Regions from separate parts of the Homo sapiens genome. Here all the other regions are linked to region 1. The links are chromatin loops, found by intact Hi-C in ENCODE. Cell type or tissue: Caco-2. All regions are shown on one strand. Each heading gives the region's core, and the rest is flanking DNA. Links, peaks and the distances in the headings are about the cores only.

The links. A loop is a pair of places that touch in the nucleus more often than their neighbours do. Peaks named below come from ENCODE experiments on the same cell type or tissue, not always from the same donor. Only the 100,000 strongest peaks of a DNase experiment are listed, where the experiment ranks them.
Region 2: it touches region 1 in a loop (24-fold over the local background); 13 of 110 quality-filtered maps call a loop at or near these places.
Region 3: it touches region 1 in a loop (3-fold over the local background); 4 of 110 quality-filtered maps call a loop at or near these places.

The regions. Positions count from the first base shown.
Region 1 is chr6:161,917,384-161,928,025 of GRCh38, forward strand. The region is part of intron 6 of PRKN (parkin RBR E3 ubiquitin protein ligase); the gene reads right to left. Among named protein-coding and RNA genes, the nearest start is that of LNCR-SMAL, 310 kb to the right of the region's middle. In Caco-2, for the core only: no CTCF peak of the experiment used is centred there; a DNase peak (open chromatin) is centred at 5,638.
Region 2 is chr6:161,743,401-161,754,042 of GRCh38, forward strand. All of the region lies in intron 7 of PRKN (parkin RBR E3 ubiquitin protein ligase), which reads right to left. Among named protein-coding and RNA genes, the nearest start is that of AGPAT4, 470 kb to the left of the region's middle. RefSeq lists an enhancer at 273-322. In Caco-2, for the core only: CTCF peaks have their summits at 5,605 (motif pointing right) and 5,806; a DNase peak (open chromatin) is centred at 5,611.
Region 3 is chr6:161,389,766-161,400,407 of GRCh38, forward strand. All of the region lies in intron 9 of PRKN (parkin RBR E3 ubiquitin protein ligase), which reads right to left. Among named protein-coding and RNA genes, the nearest start is that of AGPAT4, 120 kb to the left of the region's middle. In Caco-2, for the core only: a CTCF peak has its summit at 4,219 (motif pointing right); a DNase peak (open chromatin) is centred at 4,276.

The DNA of each region.
Region 1 (10,642 bases), core at 2,529-7,528:
GCATGAGCCACTGCACCCGGCCGATTTTTTCATTTTTATTTCAAATTTCTGCCATATATTTTGGATTCTCTCTTTAAAAAAAAATCTGTAACATTTTAAAAGCAATTTTGGCATTAATATTTGTGGTAGTAATAAGGTTTTACATGATGGATTAGGATATGATGACAATACAATTCTTAAGGTTAACACAGCCAGGAGAATTATATGGCCAAGTGAATAGATCTTTAGACCTCTGGCTTTGGAAGCTTCTTATGAAATCCTAAGAGATTTACAGACAACAAATGTTTACAACATTTAGGCACACAACAGCATAATACTAGACACAAATACTAAGCAATATTCAGAGTCCAAATACAGCCATACTCATTTTGCTTGTAAAAATTTAGTTTTTCAATTTGCCTCCTGCTGCACAGAAGTAATATAGCAGGTGATTCATTTCCACGTTTGAACTGCTGTTAACCACAATGGGTGAAGGAGAGCGAGATGCAGGCTTCGCTGATCATGTCACCCTTGGAAGAAAGGGGAATAAAATTATAGGGCAGAATGACCTATCATATTTCCTTGACAGGTGCTAATTCACTTTGATCTATCCTTCACCATAATTTCATTGGTGGGGAGGACATACATATTTATAAGTGTGGAAACAGGCGACTGTTTTTCTGTTTGCAATTTACAACAACAAAGAATTCATTTCAATTTTCATATTAGAAGTCCCAAGGTGACCCGGGAGTAGATACCAGTCCCCTGCTGTGCGGGATTTCTAACATAATAAGGAATAAAGCACAACAACAGTACATTGTGACCTGGGCTCATGGGTAATCAATTCACATATTTACCATGGAAACAACAGTACCACGCAGAACATCGTCATTGCTTCAATTTGCTGACGAAAGCCCTCTAGAACCCAGGAAGAGTGTGCGTGAAAGCTGGCTGATTAATCTGACTTACTTATGCTTTGTTAAAGAGTTATTGTCTTAATCATAATTAACACTAAATAGTTACTCATGGAAAAGCTGCAAGAGAGATTCAGCTCTACCTCTTATGAGGCTTATGGTCTGTGATTTTCAAACCATGAGTCATCGACAAATATATACAATGAAACAGAGATTGAGCCAAATGGGAGGACACCAGGGTTTTGATTTCAGAAGTCGGATTTAGAATTTCATTTTCTATGCAAAATACTGCATGGTATACAAACACCTCTCAGGTTATATAATCATGGTGCATTATCTTTGTACCCACAAAATGCTTAACGAACTCAGTGGGGTGAGTTCTTTTTCTTCTAAGGAAGGAAAACAAAACTTCTATGCACGGGAAAACAAGCCAGTGCACGGCATGACTAACACAATGCCATGTAATTAGGCAAAAGCTTTGAATAGACATTTCACTTAACGAGATATACGACTGGGTTAATAAGCACATGGATAAGATGTTTAATATGACTAGTAATTAGAGAACGTCTATAATGAACAAGTTGACAAAATCTAGTGTCGGTGAGGAAGTAGAGAAACTAGAAACCAACACCCCCGCTCCCCACCACCACCTTTTGCTGGTGGGAATGCAAAATATTGCAGCCACTTGAAAACATTCGAGCAATTTCTGAAACTGTTAAGCACACGACTGTTAGAGCCAGCAATTCCTCTCCTAGGTATCCAACTGAGGAGAAATGAAAGTGCAGATCCACACGAAGAGTTTTACGCCATGTTCACAGTGTAACTCACAATAACAACGCAAATGTCCATCTACTGGTGAATGGATAAACAAAAGGTATCGTATCCTTGCAATGGAGTTTTGCTCATCAAGAAGAGTTTCACGTACAATAACTTTGAGAAAAATCTCAAAATTACGCTGAGGGAAATAAGACTGACAAAAGATTACATAGCATTTGATTCCATTTATCTAACATTTCTAGAAAAAAAGACAAAACTCTATAAGCAGACAGTTGATCAGTGTTTGCCTAGGGCTGAAGGTGGGAGTGAGGATGGCTCAAATATGCATCGAAAAACTTTTTAGGGTTTATTTTTCTGAAACTGGATTGTGATAACTGGTTGCCCAATTATAAATGTGTATTAGAAATGATCGAACTGGACATATACCTGGAGGATTTGCATGATGTGTAAATTATACCCCAATAAAGTTATTGGAATTCAGTAAGAACATAGCTTGCTCTAGATGGTTAAAGGTTTCAGTTGTTCCTGTTATAGGATCTTACCATTATGAACTGTCATCTTCCCAAACCAGTGAAGTCTTAGCAAGTGCTGGAAATACAAATAGGTTCACAATTTAAAGGGGCAGCTGGAGCCTCAGTACTCCATCAGTAATATGTATTAAGACATGCCACAGAGCAAATGCTCACAGTGAAAAGTGCTGGGGAGACTGTACAGGGGTCTACTACATGTGATTAAAGAACTGTGTCAGATGGCATTTCAACAGCTTTGTAAGTGATGACAGGGACACAGGTAAAGTTGAAAAATCACATTCCTATCCTCCTTAGGACAGATAGTAAGCATACGTTTTTAATTACTGTCATGAGTCGCTTAACCACATGGATACATTCTGAGAAATAGGTCTTTGTGTGGACATCACAGAGCATACTTACACAAACCTAGATGGTATCACCTGCTACAAACCTAGACTGGATGGTAGAGCCTTTTGCTGCTGGGTTAAAAACCTGTACAGCATGTTACTGGACTGAATACTGTTGGAAACCATAACACCGGCTGGGCGTGCTGGTTCACGCCTATAATCCCAGCACTTTGGGGTGCTAAGGCAGGCGGATCACTTAAGGTCAGGAGTTTGAGACTAGCCTGGCCAACATGGTGAAACCCTGTCTCTACTCAAGGTACAAAAATTAGCTGGGTGTGGTTGTGCAAACCTGTAATCCCACCTACTTGGGAGGCTGAGGCATGAGACGTGCTTGAACCTAGGAGGTGGAGGTTGCAGTGAGCCAAGATTGTGCCACTGCACTCCAGCCTGGGCCACAGAGCAAGACTCTACCAGAAAAAATAAAAAAGGAAACCATAAAACAATGGTAAGTAGATGCACAATGTCTATCTAAACACATGTGAACATGGAAAAGGTACAGTGAAAATACAGTATAAAAGATAAAAAACATGGTACCCCTGGGCCGGGCGCAGTGGCTCATGCCGGTAATCCCAGCACTTTGGGAGGCCGAAGTGGATCACGAAGTCAAGAGATTGAGACCATCCTGGCCAACATGGTGAAACCCCGTCTCGTCTCTACTAAAAATACAAAAATTAGCTGGGTGTGGTGGTGTGTGCCTGTAATCCCAGCTACTCCGGAGGCTGAGGCAGGAGAATCGCTTGAACCCAGGAGGCGGAGGTTGCAGTGAGCCAAGATAGCGCCACTGCACTCCAGCCTGGCAACAGAGTGAGACTGTCTAAAAAAAAAAAAAAAGAAACGTACCCCTGAATAGGACACTTACTGTGAATGGAGCTTACAGTACTCCAAGTTGCTCTCCTGATTCAGTGAGTGAGTGAATGTGAAGGCCTAGGACATTATTGTATACCACTGTAGACGTTATGAACACTGTACATCTAGGTTACACTAAATGTATACAACAAAGTTCCTCAATAATAAACTGACCTTGGCTTACTGTAACTTTCTGACTTTATACACTTCTTAATTTTTAAAACTCTGACACTTGTAATAACACTTAGCTTAAACCACAAACACATTGTACAGCCATATAAATATATTTTCTTCCTTTATATCTGTATTCTATATGCTTTTTTTCTGTTTCTAAATTTGTAAAACTTTTTAAACTTTTTGTTGAAAACTAAGACACTGACACACACATTAGCCTAACAGGGTCAGGATCATCCATATCACCATCTTCCACCCCCATATATTGTCCCACTGGAAGGTCTTCAGGGGCAATGACATGCATGGACCTGTCATTTCCTATAACAATGCCTTCTTCTGGAAATCCTCCTGAAGATCCTGCCTGAGACTGCTTTACCGTTAACTTATTTATAAGTAGGAGTATACTCTAAAATAGCAATAAAAAGTATACAATATACATAAACCAGTAACATAATTATTCATGACCATTATCAAGTATTATGTACTGTACTTCATATGTGCTATACTTTTATATGACTGGCAGCACAGTTTTGTTTACACCAGCACCACCACAAACATGAATAATGCCTTGAGCTACTACATTGCAACAGCTACAGTGTCACTAGGCGATAGGAATTTTTCAGCTCCACTATAATTGTATGGGACCACCATCCTGTGTCTGTCATGGACTGAAGTGTCATTGTCATTATACAACACCTTACTGCACTCAAATGACCTCCTGCTTCACCCGTAAAGGAAAATCATCATCAGTGTAGCCTGTAGCTATAGGATGGTGAAGTTCACTAACTTGCCAGCCAGTCACTGTGTTGAAATTTGGTAGAACGTCATCCTCTGAGCCACTCCTAAATCTTAGTGGGAACACAAGTAGCACAGGATAGGCTGACAACTGAAGTGAAAGCAGATAGAAGGAACTTTTCAACCTCTCTTGTAGAACAACATTTCAATTACCAGAGAAAGTGGATTCTCTGGGATGCTACAAGGCAGATGTCAGCCTCAATTGGTTAAATCTGAGAAACATTGACTGAATTTCTCAAAAACAACAGGGAATCCTGCATCTAATTCCAATTCATGTTTAAAAAGCCCAGAAAATTAAGTTACATACAATAAGGCAAGTAATACATTATTACCATTTTGTTGCCACTCAGGATTCAAACAAAAGAGACTCCAATAAACCCCCTGTTGTCAAATGCAGAAGATGAAATTGGCAGAGTGTCAACTTCTACAGAAGGCCTCACTTCTCTTCCTTGTTCTAGCTATTTCCTGCTTGTCTTTTAAAATTCCTATTACGTCTTATGGTTTTGAAAAATATTTTCCTGACCCCTCAGTGTGTCCCCACTTTCAGCCACCTTACTTACAGTCTGATTCAGAGGTTCCATTGTTTTGCCCTGGTATGCAAAATGGATGTCTATCATTTCTCACATTGCATGCAAACAAATATTAGTTTACTTTTTTCTCTCATATTAGAAATCTGTTAAGGGAAGGGGGAAATACATATGTGTGTGTATATATACTTATATTTGTACACGTGCACATACATATAAGTAAATTTGCTTAATTACCTAGGTGCTGAACCAGAATTTCATAAATTATTTGTGGGGATATAATATAAGTACATGAGGTAATTCCTACATGAAATGGAGTAACTAACATAGGTCAGCATTAAGTTGCCATTAAAAAGTTCCAAAGTATGCATTACTCATGTTTGGATACCATGTAACCTGTAATGAGATCTGAATTCTGGAAATACAGGCAATGATTACAGGAGTCTAAGAATAAAGAAGCCAGCATAAGCCTAAAAAATAAAGAGAAGGTTTTGGAGAAGTTGGAGTTTTGTTTTTAATTTTCATACATCTTGGATTTTATAGCAAACTCAATTAACTAATTAAAAATTAGACTCAATTAACTCATAAAAAATGCATGTTCTTATGCTGTGATCATATTTCACAATTGCAGTTTAAACAAAACCATGACTCACTATGCTGACGTTATGTCCTGGTGCTGCCACCTATGGACACCAGGTCACAGCTCCCTCCAGGCTGGCAGGCATCTTGCAGCATGGCTGGAGGATCCTCCCATGTGGCCTCCCTGTTCCTGATCTCAGCAGCTTGTTTCCCACACCTTCAAGTGTACATTTCCTCAGGTCACTCCATAGCATACAATCCTCCACTGAGTGAATCCCCATCACACATATAAAGTAGATTCTGCAGTTGGGGGCCAGTGCCGGGGCTCATGCCTATAATCCCAGCACTTTGGGAGGCTAAGTGGGGCAGATCACCTGAGGTCAGGAGTTTGAGACCAGCCTGGCCAACACAGTGAAACCCTGTCTCTACTAAAAATACAAAAATTAACTGGGCATGGTGGCACACGCCTGTAGTCCCAGCTACCAGGGAGGCTGAGGTGGAAAAATTGCTTGAACCCGGGAGGTGGAGGCTGCAGTGAGCTCTGATCACACCCTGCCTCAATAAATAAATAAATAAAATAAAGTAGATTCCTCCTCCTCTTCTTTTTATTTGCAAAATATTGCAAACTCATAAAAAGTTATTAAAATTGTACAAAAAACTGTTCTTCACCTAGGTTAACCACTTGTTATCAATTTTGTGAGATTTCCTCTTTCTGTCTCTACTTACATATAATGAATATAACATAGTTATTACTATATGTATAACTGTATTGTTATTGTTGCTATGTAGCGTCTGAGTTCTTAGAGAGTAATTTGCAAACATCACGATCCTTTACCCCCTAATTGTTTAGTGCCTCCTAAGGAGGAGGACACTGTTAGGTAACTGCAGTACAATCACGAAGTTCAGCTGGTGCAGATTCTGAATGGAACTTGCGAGACCCTTCAGAACGTGGCCCACCTGGCTTCCTCTTTCCCTGTCTGCCTGGTACTCTTTGTACTTTGCCTAGGAAAGAAACGGCCATTCCTTGCTATCCTCCATTGCTTTGTACACACAGCCCCTGCCTTTCAAGCATTTTTCCCATTCTCTTTCCTCAGCTGAGTTCACTATTGTTTCTGTGTCTGGACTTGAATCCAGGCTCTGGCGCTTCGTAGTTATGGGACAATGGGGAAGTTACTTAACCTCTCTGGGGCTCAGATTCCTCGTCTGTGAAATGGGATTAGAAAAAGAAACTGTCTCCTGGGATTTATTGTGGGGTTAAAGTCAGATATTTTAGGTCAAGAGCTAAAGAATACCTAGGAAAAAGTAAGCATTCAAAATCTACTTACTGCCCCTATCACACTACCATCATCACCAATCACTTCTCGGGCCTCATCTTTAACCTCACACACTCCAGGAAGGCCTCACTGATCCTCAAATATGAATCCAATGGCCCAGACTGTGTGCTTAGGTACCCTGCATTAAAATGACCTACTATAATTTACTGGAAGTATTTTCTATTTGTTTCCTCCTAGTTTGCGTTTAATGTCTTTTCCACAGTGACTAAGTCTGACTTGGTCAATTTTGAAAGGCTAGTATTCAGCATAGTGCCTGACACACAGCAAGATTTTAATAACTACTCACTGAATCTATAAATGAATTTCAGTAATTCAGAATTCAGAATGAATTTCAGAGTCTAATGGCCGAAATAATTTTCCCAAACTCGGCTGACAATTGATTTTTCAGGGGAAGTCCAGATAGGTTAAGAGCAGAAAAGGTGACTCATTCTTCAGGGGCTCAACACCCATTCCCCACTGCCCAGGGAAAGTGTTTGCATGCCATGTGAAACTTCAAGCAAGCTAGTTTTTAAGCTGTTAAAAAAAATGAGGGAATTAATTGTTCTGAGCAGTTTCTCACCATCTCCACAGCATTAAATTCAACATTCGATTTGCTTTTCAAACACAGTTAACAGGCAGGAAGATGAGATAATCTATTTCAGTGAAAATGTAAACTGTGGAAGTACCCTGTGAGTAAACTAGGGGAGAGAGTCCCTCCACAAACAAGAACCACGGCTGCCCGTGGGGAGGCTGGGAACATGCCCAGAATTCACCTGGCATCACTGTTGAGGTCAAATGTTAAGACTTGCTGGGAAAAAAATATTGTTGTTGTTGTTTTTTGGTGAATCCAGAGGAAGGAAACATATTAAAATTCTAATGAATGACTAAAGTGAAAATGCTTTACAGGCTTATGAATGAAAATTTTCCCAAATTTTTCCTTATATAAAGATTATGCATACAAATTTAAATACCACAAAATCCAAATATAAAACAATTTATGATGGGCTAATATAAAATTACACTTTTTCAATATGATAGAATTGCATCTTTGACTTTATAGAAATGTTGTTTAAAAATGTCTTTAGAGGTCAGGTGCGGTGGTTCAGGTGTGTAATCCCAGCACTTTGGGAGGCAGAGGCAGGCGGATCATGAGGTCAGGAGATGGAGACCATCCTGGCTAACAGGGTGAAATCCCGTCTCTACTAAAAATACAAAAGATTAGCCGGGTGTGGTGGCGGGCGCCTGTGATCCCAGCTACTCAGGAGGCTGAGGTAAGAGAATCGCTTGAGCCCGGGAGGTGGAGGTTGCAGCGAGCTGAGATCGTGCCACTGCACTCCACGCTGGGCGATAGAGTGAGACTCCATCTCAAAAGAAAAAAAAATGTCTTTAGAAACTCCTATTTATATACAAACTGATATCTAAAGGAAGATCCATTTTATACTTCATTAGTGTAACTTTCAGTTACATGGAGTTGTAACTAAGTGCATTAAAGATACAATTGAACTTATTCCCAGATGTCAAGTGTCCCTGCCAAGATTTAAATCCAATCACAATATGAATGATGTTTAGGAGATTCAATGGGGATAAAACAAACAAACAAACAACATGGAAGACATCCTCCTTCTTTGCTAGTTGATGATGAAGAAAATAAGGGCAGCTACTATGCTTTACTAGGCACTTACCACATGCCAGACACTGTGCTGAACTCTTTATATGTCTCGTCTCCTCCCCACGAGACTCATTTAAGGTTTGTATTTATTATTCCCAATTTAAAATTAAGAACATTGGAGCTGAGAGAGGTCAAATAGCTTTCTCTAAACCACTCAGCTAGTAAACGGTGCAGTAGAAGCTGAAGTAAGTTCTGTAATCTATTTTAGGAACTTTTCAAAACGAACTGTTCTGTTTGAAAGTTACGGAGAGTCTACCTCTAAGTAAATGGGAGTGGTGAACACTTAGAATGACAAGGAACTGCCACTTCGTTCTTGACCTGTAGAAAGGCAGTCGGTGAGGGAGACATGCTATGATCTATTCGGTAGTCCTAAAAGAGACTCATACTTATATACCTAAATACGCAGGTCAAGACCTGGGCGAATTTCCCTATTATATATTCCTGTAGCTGAGTGATGATTCCTTTGTAGCGGGAGTCGCAGATTCAGTTTCATCTGTCTGTTGTGGTTATTAGACTGAGGTCATCTCCCTCACTTGACTTACCCTCCAAGAAAACAGGGAACTTATCTGGCTTGGCGCACACTGTCTCTTCAGCCCTGGAGCACTTTGTAAAGATGAAGTACTGAATAAATATTTCAGAATGAATGCATAAGGGAAATGTGTGTTCAGAGGGCTGCAGCAGTTGAGTTCTTAATACATCGACCCTTTCAACACATTCCTGGGGCCTGGTGACCTCTACCAAGGCTACCTTCATGTTCGTCTTATCCCTGTTGCAGCAATTTGCAAATTGAGGAATATATAATCTAGTGAGTTTTAGGTCTGGTTGCACTCTAGTTGCAGTCTAAGAAACAGGTGAAAGAGCATATTTTAAAATGAAAACATAGGAGAGTTCTTTGAAACTGAATCTAAGTCCAACAAGCCTACGAGAGATATAACTGTCTTTCTCTATAAGACATTCAAATGAGCTCTGAAGTGGTACAACAAGGGCAAGTAGTGGCAAACCCTGGGAATCTTCTAGCAGAGGCAAATAAATTCAGCCTTTAGAGAAAATCCCTCTAAATTTTGCTTCTCCTTTTTAAAAGACAATAAGTTACATTTTGATAAACAAGGCTCAGATAAATGAGAACATTTAATTCTAAAGGATACCTGTTCTAGAATGACTGGTGGGCAGAAAATTACAGTTTTAGATACTTCGTGTGTGTGGGAGAAGATACTATACACTAAAATGAAAAAAAAATACACATACACATGGGAGTTGTTTTCTAGTTTGCCAATGATAGTTTGTTAACCAGTATTTTCCTTCCTTAGTAATCTTTTTATAAGTGAATTTGTGTATTCTCCAAACCCACTTGCATGTACATGCTTTTACTCATATATTTTGAAGAGGATTGCAAAGTGTCTGAAGAACTACGAAGGAGCTTAATCAAAACCGTGAATACATCACTACGTCTTACATACAGGAAAATTAGGCCTCCATATTTTTAAGCTGAAAAAATGCTGAAGAATAAATAAGGGGTAAAGAGGAATACAAACACTACATTAACTTACAGGGTAAAATAACTTACACTTATAACTAGAATAGAAGAAAATCAAAAGTCATGTTAACAAAAAGCAAAGATGATAATAGAGTCCACTTTAATTATATTTGAATTAGAAAATGGCTAAGGGAAATGTTATTAGTTTTAAAACAGAAAAGACATTTTTACGACTGAAATTTAAAAGAAACATATTTTAGGAAATCAATCTAAACAATAATTTCATCTTTAATGGAAATGAGAGTAGTTAGAATTTTTTAAGTGGTTACTAAAAAATTACTTTGCTTGAACTTGGGAGGCGGAAGTTGCAGTGAGCCAAGACCCTGCCACTGCACTCCAGCCTGGGCAACAAAGTGAAACTCTGTTTAAAAAAAAAAAAAACTTTACAAAAATAAACAGTACCATAGTAAATGTCTCAATGAAATTATTTTAGAGTGAAGAACTTTAGATAAAGTTACTGAAGAAGCATAAAAAATATTAGAACAATCTGTATATCATTGTTAAGGAAAAGAGTGAACAAGGATAACATTTATGTTTGCTTACTGTTGTAGACCAAATATTTGTTCCTTCCCCAAATTCATATTAGGAAATACACCTACTATGATGGTACCCCTGGGAG
Region 2 (10,642 bases), core at 3,085-8,084, 170 kb before region 1:
TATTTATTTATTTATTTATTTTGTATTTTTAGTAGAGATGGGGTTTCACCACGTTAGCCAGAATGGTCTCGATCTCCTGACCTTGTGATCCGCCTGCCTCGGCCTCCCAAAGTGCTGGGATTACAGGCACGAGCCACTGCGCCTGGACTTGGTTTCTATCTTATCTCACAATGATCACCACCCTCCAACCCAACATATAATTCACGTCCATCCCTTTGTCCTCCGCCCCCACTTGCGTAAGTCCCTGCAAGGCCGGGAGTGAGCTCTCCCTAGAACACTGCCGGGCACACCGTGAGCCCCGAGGAAGGCCTCACTCTGATAACTTACAACAAAGGGAACTTTTGAGGGGAAGTACATGCATATGTTAATGAGTATAGCCAACAGTATCATTCTATATTGTATACATTCTGGGCACCAATTCTGACAAAATAAATCATCGAGAAGTCTGGTCAATTCTGTTGGAGGCTTGCCCTATGGTCCCTGAATATAATTCTTACGTGCCTGTGCTTTTCAGGGCTGCGTCTTTGCTAGAAACAAGTGATTACCAAACTGTTCCACGGAGCCCTGGGGTTTTTCTCGTGACTTCGGGGGCCTCTGAGAGGGACAGCTAGGGCAGCACCTGATTCATCCACTTGGGTATATGTGGTTTCTGCTTCAGAGATCATAGAAGAGTAGAGCTCATGGATTTTTATATGTATGAATATGTTTTTTAAAAGCCAACTATAAATATTCACTCTATAACTCAGCTTAACAAAAGTCTATTTTGCTAATTATTTACTGTTTTTTTTTCTTTTTTTTTTCAAACTGGGTATAATGCTCCTCAAATTGGGAAACTTTCAGATCTCCAAATTACAGTTTCCAAATAACCATACATGCAGCACAGATGTGAACAGTGGGTCCAAAATAAGCACCTTAGATTAAGCCACACGATGAATCACTTCGCTTTCAAAAACAATAAAAGCCAGAGGCCATGTTGCACATGGCACAGAGAAGCAACAGAGTCCATTTCTGTAATAAGCATGACCCCTCACTGAATGCTTGCTATGGGAGATGTGTGCCTCCTGCTGTGCGGGCTGGTTCCCAACAGGCCATGAACCAGCACCGGTTGCTCCATGGCCCAGGGCTTCGAGATCCCTGCCCTAGAGACTATATTAATGAATTAGGAATAACATTAACATTCCTAATAATAGGAGATGATGACTAGGAGGTGGATTAACATGGTCAAGGACCCAAAGCTGGAAGATCCCCCAGGCAGCATTGACTCGTGGTCTATTCCTTCACTGTACTGACGCTCCTAGCTTCGAGAATGATGCATGGGCAGGCCTGTTCCATTAACGTTTTGTCAAGTGACTAAATGAAACATAAGTTCAAGAAGGCACCTTCCACCAGAGATGCTGGCTCAGAGATTAACAAAAGCCACATCAACGGCATTTGGAATCACTCATTTAATTACGGTGATAGATGCCAGCAGCAGCTCCCATTATTACCACATGCTTACCATTGCCAGACACTACTCGAAGCACTCAATTGTCTTAAATGGCTCTAAAAGGTCAATATTAGCGTTATGTCCACTTGGTAGATGAGAAAGCAGAGGTACAGAAAAGCTTTAAAATGTGCCTATGTTTTCACAGCTGTAAGCAATGGAGCAGGATTGGAACGTAGGCAGTTTTACTCTAGAGCTCAGATTTTTAATGCTGAGCTCTGATTTTAAAACTTACAGGACTATGAAGCCATTACCTATAATATAGAAGTTACATTAGATCTGGTTCTTCCCTTAAAAGAGTTTCTGATCTAATCAGGGAGGCATGAAATAATAACATAAAATAAAATAAGATATTACTCTGTACATGTTTCCAGAGGGGGCCCTCAGTGTGGACAGGTGAAGTCAGGGCAGGCTTCCTGGAGGTGGTGGCCTTGCCAGAGCCTTGGAGTAGTTCTGAGCAAGGCTGAAAGCATTTCCTAACAGGGGAACCCAGGAGTCATGGGGTCATGGAAAGGGAGTCTTTTCAGAGGATGCTGACCTAACCAGGCGACAAGGAGAGATGCAAGAAGAAAAGCAGGATACAAAGTGTTCAGCTTTATGGCCAAGAGCAAGCATGCCACACCTGCGACCAGGGGCACCAAGCAACCTGGGGTCAGGATGCATGCTTTCTCTTGCTGTTGGAACGTGAATATCTTGTAGGCAGTTTGTATACTCTCCAGTTGACCCCTAAGGACAGCAAACAATTAACACCCTATTTAAAGGCTAGAATATAGGAAAAGGAGGATCTGAAATCCAGTAGACTTTCCAGATAAGAGAGGAGACCCTGGGAAGGCAGACGGCAAGGGGAGGATTCCAGGTGGGATCAAAGCTGAGCAAATGTCTGATGTCTCTAACAGCCCGACTGGAAGAACAAGTGACCAGTATTTTCCAGTCAATTAGACACAAAGCATGATTGTTGCAGCCTGGTGTGTATTCAATTAGGACTGTAATATGATGAAGCTAAGAACAGATTATTTTGCAGACTTTCTTGTGTCTGTGCCTGAGAGCTTGCTCAGAGGATCCTGGGTGACAGCTCTCTGTGGGGGCCTGTGGCCAGGAGGGGAGACGAGGCCTCATCGTGGCATTTTCAGGGCTGAAATGCCAAAACAAAATGCTCACATTCGTTAGGAACCTCCTATGATCCAGGCAGGTTTGTGGGTACAGCACAAGTCTCTCCATGAATTAGGCAAAATTATCCCCCTTGCACTAATGAAATAAGGGCCTGGGTGCCCGAGTAATTTCCTAAAGTGAAACTAAGATGTAAATACAAGTCTCTCTGTTGCCAAAACCCAGGACCTTTTCATTGTGCCACACTGCCTTCTGTGTGTGCTCTGATGAAGAGCTTTTGTAGGTGTTCTTCAAGATGGAACTGAAAATTGAGTAAGACTTCCCAGAGACCCAGCTGTGGGGGACTATCCGCAGATGGAGACCCTGGGCTAAAGAGGCAAACTCTTATTTTATAAGTAGGGGCTAATTGGCTGGGTCTAAGTCCAGAATCCCCCCAGCTGTTATCCCCAAGCCTAATGCTCAAACAGACACATACAAAAAAAGACAAGTCAACAAGAACGGAGAAAAATCAACCCAGAAAACAAAAAAAGCTGTAATAGTTGGGTAAGGTACATTTATCTATTTTTTTATATATATATATTTATATATATATATATACACACACACATTATACACACACATACATAGATATATACACATATATGTATATATGTATATATCTATATAGATATATATGTATATCTATAGATATATCTATATAGGTATATGTATATATGTATATATAGATATATATGTCTATATCTAGATTCTAGATATGCACATATATATCTATATAGATATATATGTCTATATCTAGAATCTAGATATGCACAGACATATATATCTATGTATATGTCTATATATGTATATATCTATATGTATGTATCTATATATCTACGTATATATCTATATCTATATATCTATGTATGTATGTATAATACTGAAGCTGTCATGTGACTACCCTAGCAAAGATCTTATCCACAAATATAATTATAATTATAAATGCCCAATTATCTGTTGAGATATCAGCTCATGATCATCTTATTGTAGAAACGTTTTCGATTGATTTTCAAGCATTCATAAGCATTGGCTGAGAGACTGCGGTCTGTAAAGCACTGGCAGAATACAAATGCTTGTTGAGTCAACGGGCATTTATTGAGCATGTATTATGTGCTGGTCTTTGAAGACTGAAAATTTAAAAAACAAGGCCCCTGTCCTATAATATAACCTATTGCTTGGAATGGAGTTTTAAAAACCATGCCAAGGAGAAATTGTCATCAATGCCTCCTTCCTCTCTTTGGAGATTTCTGTGACAGGGTAATGAAAATTATAATCACTTTAGATATCAACCTACTTGCCTAAAGAGAAACTAAAGAGAAATTGTCCTGAATTCACATAAACCAAGGTAATGGAAGTGATATGTTTCTCTTTTTTTTTTTTCTCATCAGAAAACTGATTATTTTAAACAAATTGCAGAGAAAGAGAGAGAGAGGATGAGATGAAGGAAATGTATTGACTTCAGAGTTGACTCATGAACTGTCATAGTATAAGAAACTGCATGAAATTCTGTAGTGCAGCCAAATATTAATTGAAACAATTAACTGTAGAAAACACGTGGGCACGACAATATTAGCAGTGCATAATCATTTGTAGTTAAGAGGTCCTTACCGGATTACTGCAGAAAAGCTCTGGAGTTCTAATTACTTGTGGAAGTCCCACAAGGTTACTGCAAAACATGGTAATTAGACGGTTGTAATATAAGGTGTTAGCAGGGGATTGAGGATTTGCTCTAAGCACCTTGGTGTTTTCGTGGCTATTTACTGAGCAGAGTACCAGAATTTAATGGAATTTGGTAGAATTCTCCAATGACTCCTATGAGCACGTAGTTAACAAACGTATCTTAATGTGAGTTCCATGGTTTTCTTGAAAGTGATGAACATCGCCATCTTTAACTACTATAAGGAGAAAATATAACCTAAATGAGGTGGATTATGTGGATTTATTTTTGGGATTTATTGCTCTTGTCTTTCGGTGGCATTTGAGTCAGGTGTATTACACAGCTTTGAGATCTTGGCTTCACTAGGCATAACCCAGCATTAGAAAGGAAGTAGCTTGGTGCTTCTCTGCAACTCCAGCTCAGACTTCTGTGTGACAGTCCTTTTTTACAACAGAATTGGGACATCGCTGCATACGTTTTTCTCAGCTTTGAGGATGCTTCTACAACCCATGCATGCACAATGAAAGAAATATTATACATTTAGTGATGGGCACAATGTACTTATTCAAAAATGTCAGTAAATATAAAAGATTTATCAGGTGAGTGAAGGAGACACGTCTTTTTTTTTTCTTTCTCCTTTTTGCTGATCCCGAATCACTCTCTTACGTTTTTTTTTTGTCTGTGTACCACAAATGTGTACCTAAAAATGAAACTCAGACTATAAACTGCCCTAAGCTCCCAGAGTAGAAAGCATGAAACTAATCTAAAGAAAATATTGGCAGAACTCCCACCCGCGCTTTGATTTTGGCTCAGAAAATCACCTCCTCCTTCTATAGGGTCTGGTTCGCCTCCGACAGCAGAATCAGGGGCAGATTCCATCAGTCCATGGAAATGGGGTTCCTGGAAGTAACACTGGCTTTCTCATCTTGGTCCAGGCAAGGGGCACTTGTCGGGTCACTGACAAAGGCATTCATTAAGAGTCAGTTATTTTCTGCAGGTGCCTTTAGTGAGACAACAGTGAGAAGGGGCACTTGGGAAGACGCGGGGAGTGTATGGAGAGCCATACCCCACTGCTTCTTTGGGGTTCCAAACCTCTAAGAGAATTTCCCTTATGCTTTAGCTGTTGAGAATTGAAAGTCTCCTTTCAAACATTTAAGCAGAGCAAGAGGGGATAGCTGCTTTGCTACAGTTACCTGTTAGTCAAAAGCTTAAAGGAGAAATTCCCTTGCCTGTCATGTGTATTCCACAACGCATGAAAAGACCAGACAAAGCGAAACAAAACAAACCAACCCGCCGCCAGGGGGCAGCTGGGAAACATTTCGAAGGGCTGGGAGAGATGGAAGGTTGGCAAAACCAAGGGGAGGGGGTCCTTGTACTTGGTGAACAGATGACTCTCTATAGTAAGGATTCAGGGCCGGGAGGCGGGCAAGCAGGTACGCCTAAGCTTCTTGTGTTGCTAACCCCCTCCGGGTCTACCCCAGTTAGCAATGTCTACTGGGACCTAGAGGGGCGCAGCTTCGCCTATTTCTCTGACAAGACTGTAACATCTTGGAAGGGAGAAGCTGTGTCACATCTATCTTTGTAAGCCACAGAGCAACGAGCAAAGTGCTGAGTACATATATATACATGCATGCATATATGTGCATATGTACGCACATACACATGTATGTGTATAATCGTATACCTTACATATAAATCTATAATTATGCATCATCTGTATCTGTTAAGTTATACATCATTTTAGTGCTTTTATGGAGGAAGGAAAGTAATTTGCAGGATCAATTTCTATGCAGAAGTGATTCCTGGTACAGATTTTAATGCATTAAATTTTCACAAAGTCTTCAACTCCAGCAATTTAAGTTTTATCAAGGGCCCTGGGTTTTGCTGGCTCTCTTCACCTGTACCTCTTATCATTAAGAGGGAAAAAGAAAAATATCCTTTCCTGTAGCCCCATGGTACACTGCAAACCCCTCTGAGAAGCTGTAATGAGCTGGGGAAGCTGTAGTGGGGAGGAGGGGAAAGGCTCTGTAATCCCTCGGCCTCGGGGCTGACATGGGGCACATCAGGACTCCCCTGGCGAGGCTCTGTCACTTGACAAACTTGTGTAGTTGGAGCCATAAATTCTCCTTGTACTCCGTTGCTCCCCACCCACATTCACCCTGCACCTCTCACCTACAAGAAGTGACAGTCAGAGTACTTTAAAAAACAACAAAAACTCAACAGATTTTATCCTTTGTAAAAGCCTACCATTTCCACATTTGTCTAAAATGCTGATTTTATAGTCCTCTGTGTTTGCATTGCGTTTGTTATGAGAACTAACTCCTTTATATAGGAATAGCCCAGTTGAAGCAATACCACTTGACTGGATATTTTCAATTCATAGGATATTAATGGATATAGCACACATAGGACATATATATATATATATATATACACACACACACACACACACACACATATATAAATTAGTACAAAATTGTTTTGCCTCCTAACTTGCAAGGCCTGTAAACCCATTCTTTTTTCTTTTTACATAGATATGTTGAGATTTTTACATCTTGGCAAAATATAGGCTGTAATTTAATTGACTTAGCAACACTACCAAATAAAACACTTATTCCCAAGGGAAATTTCTTTCCACACTTTCTGCTGGAACTTCTAATTGACATCTATTTCTGAATAATTGTTGAAACTAATGTGTTGGAAGGGCTGGTGATCTCAAATAGCTATAAATGAGGCATCATGGCATGTTTTTTTCTTCCTGACAAATCCATAAGTGAATAAATATTTTAAGTCAGTATTGGCCAGGTGTGGTGGCTCATACTTGTAATCCCAGCACTTGGGGAGGCCGAGGCGGGTGGATCACTTGAGATCAGGAGGTTGAGACCGGCCTGACCAACATGGTGAAAACCCGTCTCTACTAAAAGTACAAAAGTAGACAGGCATGGTGGCACATGCCTGTAATCCCAGCTACTAGGGAGGCTGAGGCAGGAGAATTGCTTGAACCCAGGAGGCAGAGGTTGCAGTGAGCCGAGATCACACCACTGCACTCCAGCCTGGGCAACAAGTGTGAAACTCTTGTCTCAAAAAAAAAAAAAAAAGTATTAAAAATTCTGTCCACGGAATTGATTTAATAGATGAATCAATAAGTCTGGTATGACCATCATAGAGCAAGCAGATAAGGCTCTAGGTACAACAAATATATAATTGTATTAGTCATCGAAAAGGAATGCAATATATTTCACTAGTCAGAGAAATAGCAATGTGGAATAGAAAGAAAATATGTAAAAACTGATGGACTTTTATTTGAAATTTGGTTGAACATTAACTGTGGTTCTCCCTAAATATCATATACATTTTCTTTCACTTCATTGGTGATGAGCCATTAATATCATAAATAATACATACTGGTAGAATGAGTAAAAAAAAGTTCAGTAGAACCAATTAACAAACAATGTAAAACATGTAGATTTAGAATACCTGTCATTTACTCAGGTCTACCTTTTTGCCCAAATTTCATAATTCTCCTATCTTGGTCAACATCTACAAGGACAAGATGAATAAATCTCTCTCTGTGTGTAGAACATCGTCTGTTTGGTTTCCTCCAAGTAGAAAGCCAGGAATGATTCTTCCTTCACATTTCCTATCAATCATAATTCTATCAGCCAGCTGAATAGCTTGGTACACTCAGCGCCTATCAAATATTAAAGCCTTCCCATTCTTGAAATTCACATAATAGCTTGGTTTGTTATCTTGCACTAAATCTGTACTACATTACACATTTATGATTACCTGTAAATTTCACACTGATATTTAAGTTGTAAAATATGTTGATGCCTTTAAAAGTGTGTGAGAACATAAAATTACACAATCATAAAGTAAGTTAAAAATTACGGCAGCATAAATACTAAAGTCCAAATTCTTGTCTTACATAATCCAAGTGATAATTGTTGTGCTCTTACTCTGTGGCTGAGGACACTGTGACAAGCATGGAGAATTCAGCTGTGAGCCAGATTACACGATCCCTGCCTTCTGGGAGATGATACCAAATAAACTCACCAATGAATAAGTATCGCAAATTATTACGTGGGGTATAAAGAAAACAAAGAGGAAGCTGTGACCAGGTACCAGGCTTATGGTATGGGACTTTTCAAAGCCAAGCCTTGAAGGATGAGAAGGAGCTATGCACACAGCAGGTGAAGGAGAAGGGGCAGTGAACTGGCTGGAGAAGAGCAGGTGCAAAGGCCCTGCACGGGAAGGTGGTTCAGCATCTGCAGGATTAGCGAGGAGGCCTGTACAACTGCCACAGGGCAGGCAAGGGAAGGAGAGATATGAAAGGAACCTGCGGAACATTATGGAGAATATTATGAAGAATTTGTATTTTTCCTAAGGAATCCGTTTTGGGACAGGGAACTGATTTAATTTACATTTTTGAAAAACCCTCTCAGGAGGCTGAGGTGGGTGGATCACGAGGTCAAGAGATCGAGACCATCCTGGCCAACGTGGTGAAACCCTGTCTCTACTAAAAATACAAAAACTAGCTGGGTGTGATAGCACGTGCCTGTAGTCCCAGCTACTCGAGAGGCTGAGGCAGGAGAATTGCTTGAACTCAGGGCAGAGGCTGCAGTGAGCCGAGATCGCGCCACTGCACTCTAGCCTGGTGACAGAGCGAGACTCTGTCTCAAACAAACAAAAAAACAAAACAAAACAAACAAAAAACTCGCTCAAGGTTGGGTGCAGCAGCTCATGCCAGTAATCCCAGCACTTTGGGAGGCTGAGGCTGGCTAATGACCTGAGCCCAAAAGTTCAAGACCAGCTGAGGCAATATGGGGAAACCCCGTCTGCATAAAAATATAACAATTAGCTGGGTGCATTGGTGCGCACCTGTAGTCCCAGATACTCAGGAGGCTGAGGTGGGAGGACTGCTCAAGCCTGGAAGGTCAAGGCTGCAGTGAGCTATGATCATGCCACTATATTCCAGCCTGGGTAACACAGCAAGACCCCGTCTCAAACAAACAAACAAAAAACATGCTGGCTTTTGTGTCGCAAATGGATTGTAGTATATCCAAGAAAGGAAGTAGAGAGATCATTTAGTAGACTTTTACGCAAGTTCAGTAAACAGATACTAGAGGCTTGGACTAGAGTGGTGGCCCAAAGACAGAGGGTAATGAAAATATTCCAGGTACTTTGGGAGCAGGAATCAACAGAAATTGGTGATGGGTTATCAGGGGCATCAGGAAGGGAGGGACAGAGAATGGCATCAGTATGGGCAGTGGTAACGCTTGTGTGAGGAACAGTGTCAGAGGAACAGGTGTAAAGGGTGTGTGGGTTATGGTGCGGTTAGAATCAAGACCGACTTGGAAACAAGCTAAGTTTGAGATGCCTTTGAGAATCCAAGTGGAGTTTTCAAGGAGTCAGTTTACCATGAAATTCAGAAGTTCTGCAGAGAGTTCAGGAGATAAGACATAAATTTAGAAGTCATGAGTAGGTAAATGATATTAAAGTAATGCTGATGAAGAGTTGCATGATAGTTGTCTGGGAGTGAGAAGTCTGGTTGGGGAGGAGAAGCTAATAAAGGAGACAGAAGGAGCCACCACCGAGGGAGAAGGAACACAGAGAGGGCATGGAGATCTGGAAGCCCATAGTAAGCACGCAGTGAGGATTAGTGTTACTATCATTTGGCATTAAATTGTCTTATCCAGTGGAATATCCCAGTGGGATGGAGGGGAAAAAAGCCAGGTTGGAAAGAGAGAAGAAGGAATGGGAGGCAAGTCAGTGGGGACAACATATGGCAACCACTCTTAGAAGCAGTACGAAGAAGGATAAAAAATTCTGCGGAGGGGGATAAGAGGTTTATGGGTGGACTTTTGTTTGCTGTTCAGTTATTGACTGGCTGAGCATGGGAGAGGAGAGCATGTTTGTAGGATGTAGGAGATGAAGCAGGGAGGGAGGGCCCATGAAACCTAGAGTGCAGATGACTCAAGAGCCAACCCCGAGTGGGGGAGCCCAAGCCCAATGGGGGCGGGGGGGCTCGGCTTGGAGCAAGGCCAATTCTCTCCTGGTAATGGGAACACAAGTGCCAGAGAAGGATGCAAATGGCAAGGAGGTTGAGACTGGGTTGTGAGGCAATGAGAAAGGTCCCTTCTGATAGTTTCTACTTTATCATTTTACATTTTAAAAAGATGTGTGCAGTGCAGCCATGGAGTAAGGGAGGGAGAGCAGAGGAGAGGTTAGGAAAGGTCAGAGGGTAAGCTATGAAGAGCTGCATAGGAGCACGGGAAATCCAGCAGCCAGAGAAGAGGAGGACGATCCCAGACGGTGCCCAGTGTGTATCTGCGGAGGAATTTAAAGTAAAATGG
Region 3 (10,642 bases), core at 2,299-7,298, 530 kb before region 1:
TGTGAAAGGGAAAACCGTTCACATCTTATTAGCTCGTGGATGAGATATAAAATCAGTTTCATGGTAGAGGAACACCCTGGAGGCTGATCAGTTTGTCAGAATAAATAGGCTTTTCCTGACACAAAGACATTAAATTCCCTTTCACACCAGTACTACAAAGAATGGACTATTGAGAAATAAGAGAAAGGGAAGAGCATATCAAATGAAAGCCTCCCCACTTTAGCATGGCAAAAGGCAAGCAAATGCTGCAGGAATATTCCGGTGATGACTTCACAGGGAGGCACTGGCTAATTTGCTTCTATTCAAAGTATAATTTAAATTTAGATCTATCATGCAGTGGTCCTTCCCAATTAAGTAACATGAATCTGTCTCATGTGCAATGTAGAAGGTCTGATTTGATCTTGAAAATGTTTGGGTTTTCAATTACATTATCCAGGACTCAAGACTCTCAACCTTCAGTTCTCACACTACGCACCAGAGTGCCCTGCGGTACTGTAACAAACTCACAGGGGTGCCTGGGATATTCTAGAATTTTAAGTAAAACACAGCATGGCTATTGAACACTATGTGATTTATTAACTCAAGGTAGTTCCCAGTGTTAATGTAGATTGTGCTATTTTCCTTTTGGTGACATTGTATCTTTGCAAAGGTGGGCTTTTGGAAGTTACCAGAATAGAAAACAAATACCATGTAAACATCCATTTGGAACAAAGATGTGATTTATTTATTTATTTATTTATTGAGACAGAGTCTTGCTCTGTTGCCCAGGCTGGAGTGCAGTGGCACCATCTCGGCTCACTGCAACCTCCGCCTCCCGGGTTCAAGCAATTCTCCCGTCTCAGCCTCCTGAGTAGCTGGGACTACAGGCGCCTGCCACCACGCCCGGCTAATTTTTGTATTTTTAGTAAAGACGGGATTTCACCATGTTGGTCAGGCTGGTCTTGAACTCCTGACCTCAGGTGATCCACCCGCCTCGGCCTCCCAAAGTGCTGGGATTACAGGCATGAGCCACCGTGCCTGGCCAAGACGTGATTATTTTTAAGAATAAAATAAAGCTAATTTTTCCTTCCATTTGTGTGAATTATCATTTCAGATAACTATTAAGTCGTTATGACATTAATTCTTACTATGCTACGTGGTACAAAACCTTTCATAACCACAACTGTTAGGCATTTCTTTTGGCCTAGAAATACCGTGAAAAATGTACTGAACCGCTAAGGGCATGGGGAACAGAATTCTGGGGAACTCTGGGTTAGGCAGATACAAAACTCCTTCTTAAGACAGTGTTCGGGCCAGTTTGCAAACACTTCCCATGGCATAGCTGTTTCTAGAGAAAAAGCTTGCCGGGGAAGAAAGCAGACCTAGCTCCAACATTTTCACATCCATTCTGCTGAGCTGCATGTCTCATATCTGGGGCGCCTGGATCCTTCTTTAACCAACCATGTAGAAGGCTGAAATTTACCCAGGGATTTGCTATTACTTAAAAATGGTCTTACATTTGCTGAGGCTCCCTTAAGCTGCATAATACCTCTCCAAACCTTATGAGTCAACATTAACCGAATGGAAGTTAGTATACCAGGAAACATGGAGTCCTGTTTATACCGTATACATTTTCAGGATTGTCTTCTCTTGTGGTGGATCTAACAAATGTGATCCATTTCCGTAGAGTTGTTTTTTTTTTTCGAGAAATTTTAAATGTCTTTAAACAATCATAAAATAATACATACTTATTTCATTGGCTCTCTAAAGTCTATTCCCTTATAGATTTGGTTAGAAGGCAATCAAACACATGGACTGTATTATAGTCCCTGTGACGAGAGTTTATGTATTAACTTGGCTAGGCTATGGTCCTCAGTTACTCAAGCAGACACTAATCTTGGTGTTTCTGTGAAGCTTTCTTGTAGATGTGACTAGGATCTATAATCAGTTTATTTTAAGTAAGAGAGATTATCCTAGATAACCTGAAGGGGGCTGATTCAATCTGTGGAAAGGCCTAAGAGCATAACTGAGCCTTCCCTGAGGAAGAAGAGATTTCACCTGTGGACAGCAGCGTCAGGCTGTGCTCAAGAGTTCCAGCCTGCCCTTCCTGATGGCCACTCTGTGGATTTAGGAGGTGCCTACCCAGCCCTGAAACCGTGTAAGCCACTTCCTTCCAGTAAATCTCTCCATATATCTGTGTATACACAGATATATAGATACAATGTGTGCCTGCATGTATATATATGTAGGGATATACACATATATATGCATATATGTGTGTATGTGTATGTATATTTGATATAAGCATCCTGCTGGTCTGGTCTCTCTGGTGAAGCTCTGGCTGATAAAGCTCCTATAGAAACAAATTATTTTTAATAGAGACGGGGTTTCACCGTCTTGGCCAAGCTGGTCTCGAACCCTGACCTCGTGATCCGCCTGCCTCGGCCTCCCAAAGTGCTGGGATTACAGGTGTGAACCACCAATACAAAAATTAGCTGGCATGGTGGCAGGCACCTGTAATCCCAGCTACTTGGGAGGCTGAGGCAGGAGAACCGTTTGAACCCTGGAGGCGGAGGTTGCAGTGAGCCAAGATTGTGCCATTGCACTCCAGCCTGGGTGACAGGGTGAGACTCTGTCTCCAAAAAAAAAGAAAAAGAAAAAATTTAACAAGGTCACTTTATTCCCAATCTTTTGCAAAAGAACTGATGTAATGAAAACTATTTAAACTTTCCCTGTTATTTGCAAAATTATAGTTCAAACCTCTCTCTCTCTCTCTCTCTCTCTCTCGCTATATATATATACATATATAAATTCCAGGTAGCCATATGGCAAATTCCTCTCAGAATTCAACACCAGGAGAAAGTTCACCACTTCCAACAGTGTGGTGGTTTCCTTTCATTTGACAATAAACATGGTCACCTAATACATTCTCCTTGGTATGTTTTCAAGCTTGAGAGCTTGGTGCCACACTTTTAACTTAATTCTAGTCATCAGCTTATCCTAAATGCCTAAAAGGAGGTATAGAATAAAAAAAAAAAGATTTAATAGAGGCTAAATTCAATAAGCCAATTTTTTTCTATTGCATAATAGCTAAACTATTCTTAACATTGAAGTCATATTTTTGTCTTGCAACTAATATGTGTTGAGTATTTACTTTTAGGATGAGTAAAATCTTGGCCCTAGGCAACATATAAAAGAATAGCACATTTTAATCTGTGAAATCGTGTACTAGATCTTTACATGTTTAAATACCAGATGTAGATTAGTGTTTAGAAGTGAACCCTTTGAGGTAGAGAGACCCGGAGTCTGAGGCCTCTTGGATCATTTATTATCTGTGTGATCCCAACATCTCTTTGCTTGAGCTTTTTTGCATCTACAAAGAAGAAATAATAAGATAAAGAATATTTAACACAGTTTCTGGTACACAGTAAACACAACAACACAACAAATAGTTTTCTCCATGGGGCTATGATGTTTAACAAGTGGTAAGAGTCTGTAGAAAAATAAGAGGGTAGTAAGCGCCTTGTTAATTAAAGCAGTTCCCAGTATACTGATAATAATGACTGTTATGTGAATCTCGGGTAAAACTGACACCTCCCCAGAAATGCCACACTTGTAAACTACTCATAAGACATAAGACTGCTGTCTAGAAAGGGATGAGGCCTCTCTTTGCTGGTATACATGCTGAGGTAAGTCACTGTCAGCCCCCTTAGACGCTCTGTACTACCAGAGAGCTATGTGAATGGCCCATCATGCCTCTCATTCAATATCATGTCAGTGCAGTAGTCATTTGATTGATGTTTGAGTTTGCTTTCCCATATTTCCATAATGAACACATTCAAAAGGGGCTGTATGTGTACTTTCTCTGTGGAAGCATGAAAAGGAAGCAAATGAACAGCTTCTAATGCAATCGGAATATTCCAGTGGCTGCTGATCAATCAGGTTGAGAGCCAGTAGGTACCTACAAGCAATGACCCTTAAAATAAGGCTTGATGATGATCTCTCTATGGAAGCCAAGATTTCTTTGTGCCTGTTTTCTATCATGGCTGCATCTATTATAAAAGCATTCTATTATGTGCATTTATTTTTCTTCCACGGCTCTGAAATTCTGTGTTAAAAGAATAGGAGAGAATCAAATACCATCTTAGGACCCCTTACTAGAGTCAAGGCAAACATCAAAGGCATGAAGCACACATTTGTACTTCTTTGGGAATAGATGAAATATTTTTCTTTTTGGTGTGTAGCTTTCCAGAAGATGGCAGCAGAGATACGTAAGTCCAGCCTCTGTAAAGGGAATCTATCAAGAGAGGAAGTCTCCCTATGAGTCACCAGCCGCTGATATATGCAAAACTCGTTCTGACAAGACAGTGCCACAGAACGGAGATGGTGTTAGATTATAATGCATTAAAACACAATTTTGAAAAGAAGAAAGTAAGGTTATTTCCTTTCAAGTACACAACATCTTAAAATCACAGACTCTCATGGTGTGAGGCAATCTTAAACTGTGCTAAGCTCCAAATGCAAACAGACGAAGACAGTGTTCTATGTGTGGTCTCCAAAGGGCTAAAAAGAAAGAATTTTCAGGAGGCTGGATACAGCTCTGTAGAGTACCCACGTTCCTTTGTCTTTCACAAATTCTGTACTAATCCCCAGGGATATTAAACAATGCCAATTAGTTTCCCACAAAATATTGTGACCTCCAACACCCTGCAGCCCTAGGCTTATTTTTGTTTTAGGTTTGCTCTTTGAACAGGTCCTTACTTTCTTTGGTTTAATTTCCATTCTTGCAAGCTCTGAAAAGATCCCCGAAAATCCCCTTTTCTTACACCAACATCTATCATCATGCGCGTGCACGTAACCATCCCATCTTTCAGTTGTGCAGTCTGCACTGACCCACTCACTATGAGTACCGTCTAGTAGGAAACTTTAGTACCACCTGTCTCAGAACTAGGGCCCCTCAGAGAAGATGAGTTCATGCAATGAGGAGAAAAGACCCACTGAGCTTACTTTCAACAGGCTGACCTCAGCACCTCACATTAAAAGATCCATGATAAGGTGGTCCTCCTGACAATGGTTCTGCTGGGAATTAACTATCCAGTCTATAATTACGGACAAAGACATTTACATTTACTTCCTACTCCAAAATAGTTTTGATTTTTACCATAACTTAAAGGGAAAATAAACTTAAAAATGTGTATTGGCCATTTATTTTTTTCTTTTCTTTAAGAGCGTTACTGAAATATCATTTGCAGAGTCATGGATTTTTAAAAAGTAGGTATTCTTTGAATGCAAAATATGTGCAGGTAGCACAGATTCAAAAGGTACATTGTGAAAAATGTCTCCTTTCCTCCTTGGTCAGCTACATAGCTTCCCAGAGACAATCACTGTCACCTGTTTGTATAGGTATTGTTCCAGAAATATGTTCTGCACTCAATCATCAATTTATGCTATTTTTAAACAAAAATACCCTATAAAACATTGTATAATGTGCTGTACTCTGCTTGTTGGTTTTTCGTTTAATGCATGCTACAGATGGCTGTCTATTAGCACACGGAGAGCTGCTCCATTCTTCCTGAACAGCCACACAATATTCCAGTGGATAGATGTGCCTTCGTTCATTTCACCAGCCCCTCCGATCAGCATTTAGGTCCTTCCAATATTTTGCCATGACAAACAAAGCTGCAGGGAATGTCCCGCTCTTCAGGTCATTTCACACATGTGAAAGGAAATCTGTAGCAGAAATTTCTAGACATGAAATAGCTGGGTCCAAGGGCATATGGACTTTCCATTTTGATTGCTTTCGCGAGCCTTGTCAGTCACAGGCTTAGCAGCAAGGTGGGTGGAAGCTGCTTCCCCAACACGCTGTGGTCTCAACCACCGCCTTTGTCAAGCTGCTTTAAAAGAATATCAAATACATCCCAGCACTTTTGCTAAGACCTTCTTTATACATGTTTTGTCACCACAGAGTTGTGTTCCTAGCCAAAGCAATTACTCTGACCACGTTTAAGTCTTGTCTACACAGCCAAAGCTGGGTCAGGAGTGGCCTGTGGTCAGGCTCACTCTGACTTTCCTCAGCTCAACACACATGGAGCTGGTCGTCTCATTCTGATGGGCCTGAATCTGGCCCGCCTGCCAGGAAAGGACTTGTAATGAATTTAAGCTCAGCGGCTTTAAACACAGACAGCCAACAAATTAGAGGTCCAGGTTAGAGAGAAAGAAACAGTGAATGGGGGAACGGCAGCTTCCCTCACTTGTGGCTGTGTCGTGAGCCTCAGCTTTGCAGACTTGGCTCTCAGTGACGCTTGCCAGGTGACCTGACTGCAGCAGTCTGCCAGAGGACAGGGGAAGCTGGGGTGGGAGTGCTGTATGCTCTCGGTCCCTAATCCCCCGCCTCTTTTCTTACTTTCTCTTTACTGTAACCATTTCTGAAAACAATTCCTATGGGGACAGTCCTTATCTTCCAAGGTCCCCAGCTCTGGCATTTGTGTCATGGCTTACCTTGTTCCCAAAGGCTAAGGTAGGACCTGGTTGCAAGCTGGAACTCTTGTTCAATGATATGTTCACACCATCCTGTTCATCTAAACAAACTTCTTGGCGGGCAAATTTCAATATCTAACTGAGAATTCCCTTTACCATCCTGCAAGGCCTGCCCAATTTTGCTTTAAAATGAGCATTTCTCAGACCTTATGGAGCAGTTGGCTCCTTCTAGAACTGGAGCACTGGTCACAGAGTATCAAATTCAATGCCACTTTCAAACATCGCCATTCATTAGTGGGCCCATTCAAATATTGCCATTAATTAGTGAACATGTTTGAATATGGCCATTCATTAGTAAAACGCACAGCATATGTCTTCTATAATTTTTAACTGGTCCCTAATCCTCGTGACCTTATCATTTACAATCTGCAGCAAGGCACTAGACTCTGTAGAAATGATTACGCTACGCCAGTAAAAATGTGAAATCCAAGCCATATGGCAATTTGAGCCCAATTTGTCCCATGTGCCTGTGGGTATCCTTATGCTCTCTAGCACAGCAGGGGAGGCGAAATGCTTTCCCTGAATACCTGGGCCCGCCCTGGGCAACTTGGGGCAAGGCCAGCTTTGGAAAGAGGCCTGAACATGTTTGGGGACACCCTGCCAGCACATCTTACAGACTTTTGTCTTTGGAGGTTTTGCAGCTCCTCAATGATCAATCAATCAATCAGTCAAAATGATACATTAACCCTTTATTGTATGTTGAGCAGTCTCATAGGTGCCCTGCAGGTATACCTGTTCTGGCCCCTTTCCCCTGCAGCCTCAGCCAAAATGATCAAGGTGTTTTCTTCCCAAGCCCTGTTTCTTACTCATACCTCTATTAAACTGTTTCACCCTCTATATGAAACTGTCTCCACCTATCTCCTCTTCTAAAGGGATAGGATTTGTATCTTATTCATCTTTGTCTTCCCAAGATCCAGGTGCTAGAACATAGTAGGTGATCAGTGTCTCTTTGTGGCAATCCAGGTGCTGGAGTCAAGTAGCTTACAGCTAAGGTGGATGTTTATAAAGCATAAAAGAGCTGAAGGACAATTGTGTACTCCATGATACAATGCACAATCATGGGTTGAATTGAGTATTCTTGTGTAAGTCTTAAGGGTCCCATAGAAGAGATCCAGGCGGGTTGAGGTCAGTGGGTAAGAGCACGTGGAGATAGCATTTGTTTTTCTGCCCTTCACATTTGCCCCTTCAGGGAGCATTCTAACATCAAGCTTAATTGACTGCCTCTCTTCTAACAACTTCTCAAAATCTATTCCACCCTTCCCAACTCCTCTTTTAAGATGCACTTTGCCTATTGCATATTTCCATTTGGATAGGTTGCAGTCACCTCAAATTCAAGTCACTTCTAATTCCACGTGATTATCATGAAGTTGCAAGGACCTAACAGAATAATGGCAATCATCAAACCTTTGCAGAATAAACAAGCAGTAGTAGCTGGAAAAGCCTCAACTTCTGAGAAGCAGAAGAGGATAGCACAGTGCTGAGGAAACCCAGTACTGAGAATGGAGAGGTCAATCCTGAGTACAAGAGGAATAACTAAGACTTTCTGCCAGGGAAAGTACTTTAGTGACCTCGGAGGCCATAATTTTGGTCCAATGGTTCAATGGTCAGCTAGATTCAGAGGCTAAGATCACAGGCATGATGGGGTGGAAAAGGCTTCACAACAGAGAGCTCTGAATCAGTTTGAAAACAGCAAAAGATGATGAAAAGAGAGAGAATGAAGACGCTAGCCAGAGAGGGGGCAGGATGGGAGTGAAGTCCCAGAGAAAGTCGAGGCTAGGGAGACACACTCAAAGGTTTATGGCTTTCAATGGAGGAGGATAAGGTTTTGCAGCAAAATCCTAGGAGAGTCACATTGATGAGAGAGTTTTCTCAAGGAGATGACACCCATGCCCTTGGTCTTCCTAACAGAGCACCATAGCAGCTCTGAATCTTCTGGAGTCTAGGGGGAGAGGAGAGTCACAGATAGAGAGGAGGCTGAAACAGTTACTGTCAGTTGGAGCATCCATGAGACATGAATTGAAGGGACGCCCATCCATGTTGATAACTAAATTCACATCACAGCACTGGCTCTAGTTAGTTCCCTAGAATGTGGTTCCCAGACTAGCACCATCAGCATCACCCAGGAGCATGTCAGAAAACCCGAATTTCAGGCCCCACCCAAGAAGTACTAGACCAGAATCTTTCATTTTACCAGGATCCCCGAGTGACTTGTATGCACCATTTAGAGACCCTGTTCTAGCTCATTCATTCAACCAAAAGTTCCTACTCAGGAACTCCACTCAGAATGTATGCTGTGCATTGCTGGAGCCTGCAAAGATGCAGAACGTATGTAATTTCCAGTTTCAGAGGAGTCACAATTCACCTCTCCCTTGCTCTACCCAATGCTCCCTCCATTCCACAAGTACTCATCAAGCATGTACTGTGTGTGAATGGTAAGGCACTGGCCATTCTTCATGGCCTCACAGAGTTCACAGTCAGCTGTGTCCTGATCATATGATGGATGTGAGGTTCCATGGGAGCACAGTGTTGAACCTGGGAGGTGCAGGTTGTAGTGAGGAGATGAGGAGGTTACAGACAGGAGACAGGGAAATATTGGGTAGAAGAGGGCAGTTCCCCAGCAAAGGCCTGACCCTCAAGCCTGGAAACCCATGGCCCTAAATGGGAACAGGCATTCCTGTTTTCACACCCAAATGTTGCCTTTTGGCCTGTCATGCCCCCCTATCCTGTCCCTATATAAACTCCAAACCCCAGGCTCCATGAGCAGAAGAGCAGCAGAGGAGAGAAGAGAAGGAATATCTGAATGTCGAGAGGAGTTCTGCTGCAGACAGTTAGAGAGGAGATTGGCTGCTGGACGGCCCAACTCCAGGGGAAGATCATCTTTCTACTCCATCCCCTTTCCAGCTCCCCATCCATCCATCCCACTGAGAGCCACATCCACCACTCAATAAAACCCTGCAGTCACCATCCTTCAAGTCCATGGGTGACCTGATTTTTCTGGATGCCAGACAAGAACTTGGAATATGGAAAGCTGTCACACTGGCCCTCTGCCCTTGCAAAAAGGCAGAGGGTCCACTGAGCTGTTTAACACTTAAGCTGTCTGCAGACAGCAAAATTAAAAGAGCGCACTGTAACACACAGCTAACTGGGCTTTGGGAGTCACAGGCACCCATCCCTAGACACTACTGTGGGGCCAGAGCCCAGAAGTGCTCGTCCTGGCTCCTGCACCTGCTCATCTGCATGCTCCCCCTCCCATAAGGAGTTTGAGCAGTGGTGGTGGCTGAACTGATGAGCCATATGCCTGTTGCATGTCCTGCAACCGGGGTGGGTCAGGGAACTCTCCCGTTTCAGCAGTAAGAAGAGGAAGGTGAACTGGGACCAATGGAGTTTGCTGGAAATGATAGCCCCCAGAAAGTACCAATCCCAGTGCTAGGGATGATGCCAGCATTCTAGTGTAATTCACTCTGCTAGTGTAATTCTGCAACACTTTTGTCTTTTTGATTTTGAAACCACCGTGAAAGGATACAGCCTAGAACAGTGCTGTCCAATTGAAACAGCAATAATTTTTAATGGTCTAGTAGCTATATGAAAAGAGGAAAAAGAAACAAGTAAAATTAATTTCAATATTTTACTTAACTAAATATATTCAAAATTGTATCATTTCAACATGCAATCGATATAAAAATTGGTAATGAGTTATTTTATATTCATTTTTACTAAGCTTTTGGAATCGGGTCTGCTTTTACTCTTTCAATGCATCTCAGTTGGGACTAGCCCTATTCTATGGGCTCAGGAGCCTCACGTGGGCACCATGTTGGACAGGAGCCTCACAGGGCTAGTGGCCACCATGCTGGCCACCACGCTGGACTGCGCAGGTCTACAAGGACCCTGCTGTCTGAGGACTCCTTGCACGATGCAGAGTTCAGTTAAGGGTCCACAGAACAAAAGCGACAGAACACCTCCAATATTTTAGAAGAAAGTAGGATGAGGTGAGCTGGGGACATGGGGAAGATTAGAAAATTAAACCTAATCTTTTTTTTTTTTTTGAGATGGAATTTCACTCTTGTCACCCAGGCTGGAGTGCAATGGCACGATCTCCGCTCACTGCAACCTGTACCTCCCAGGTTCA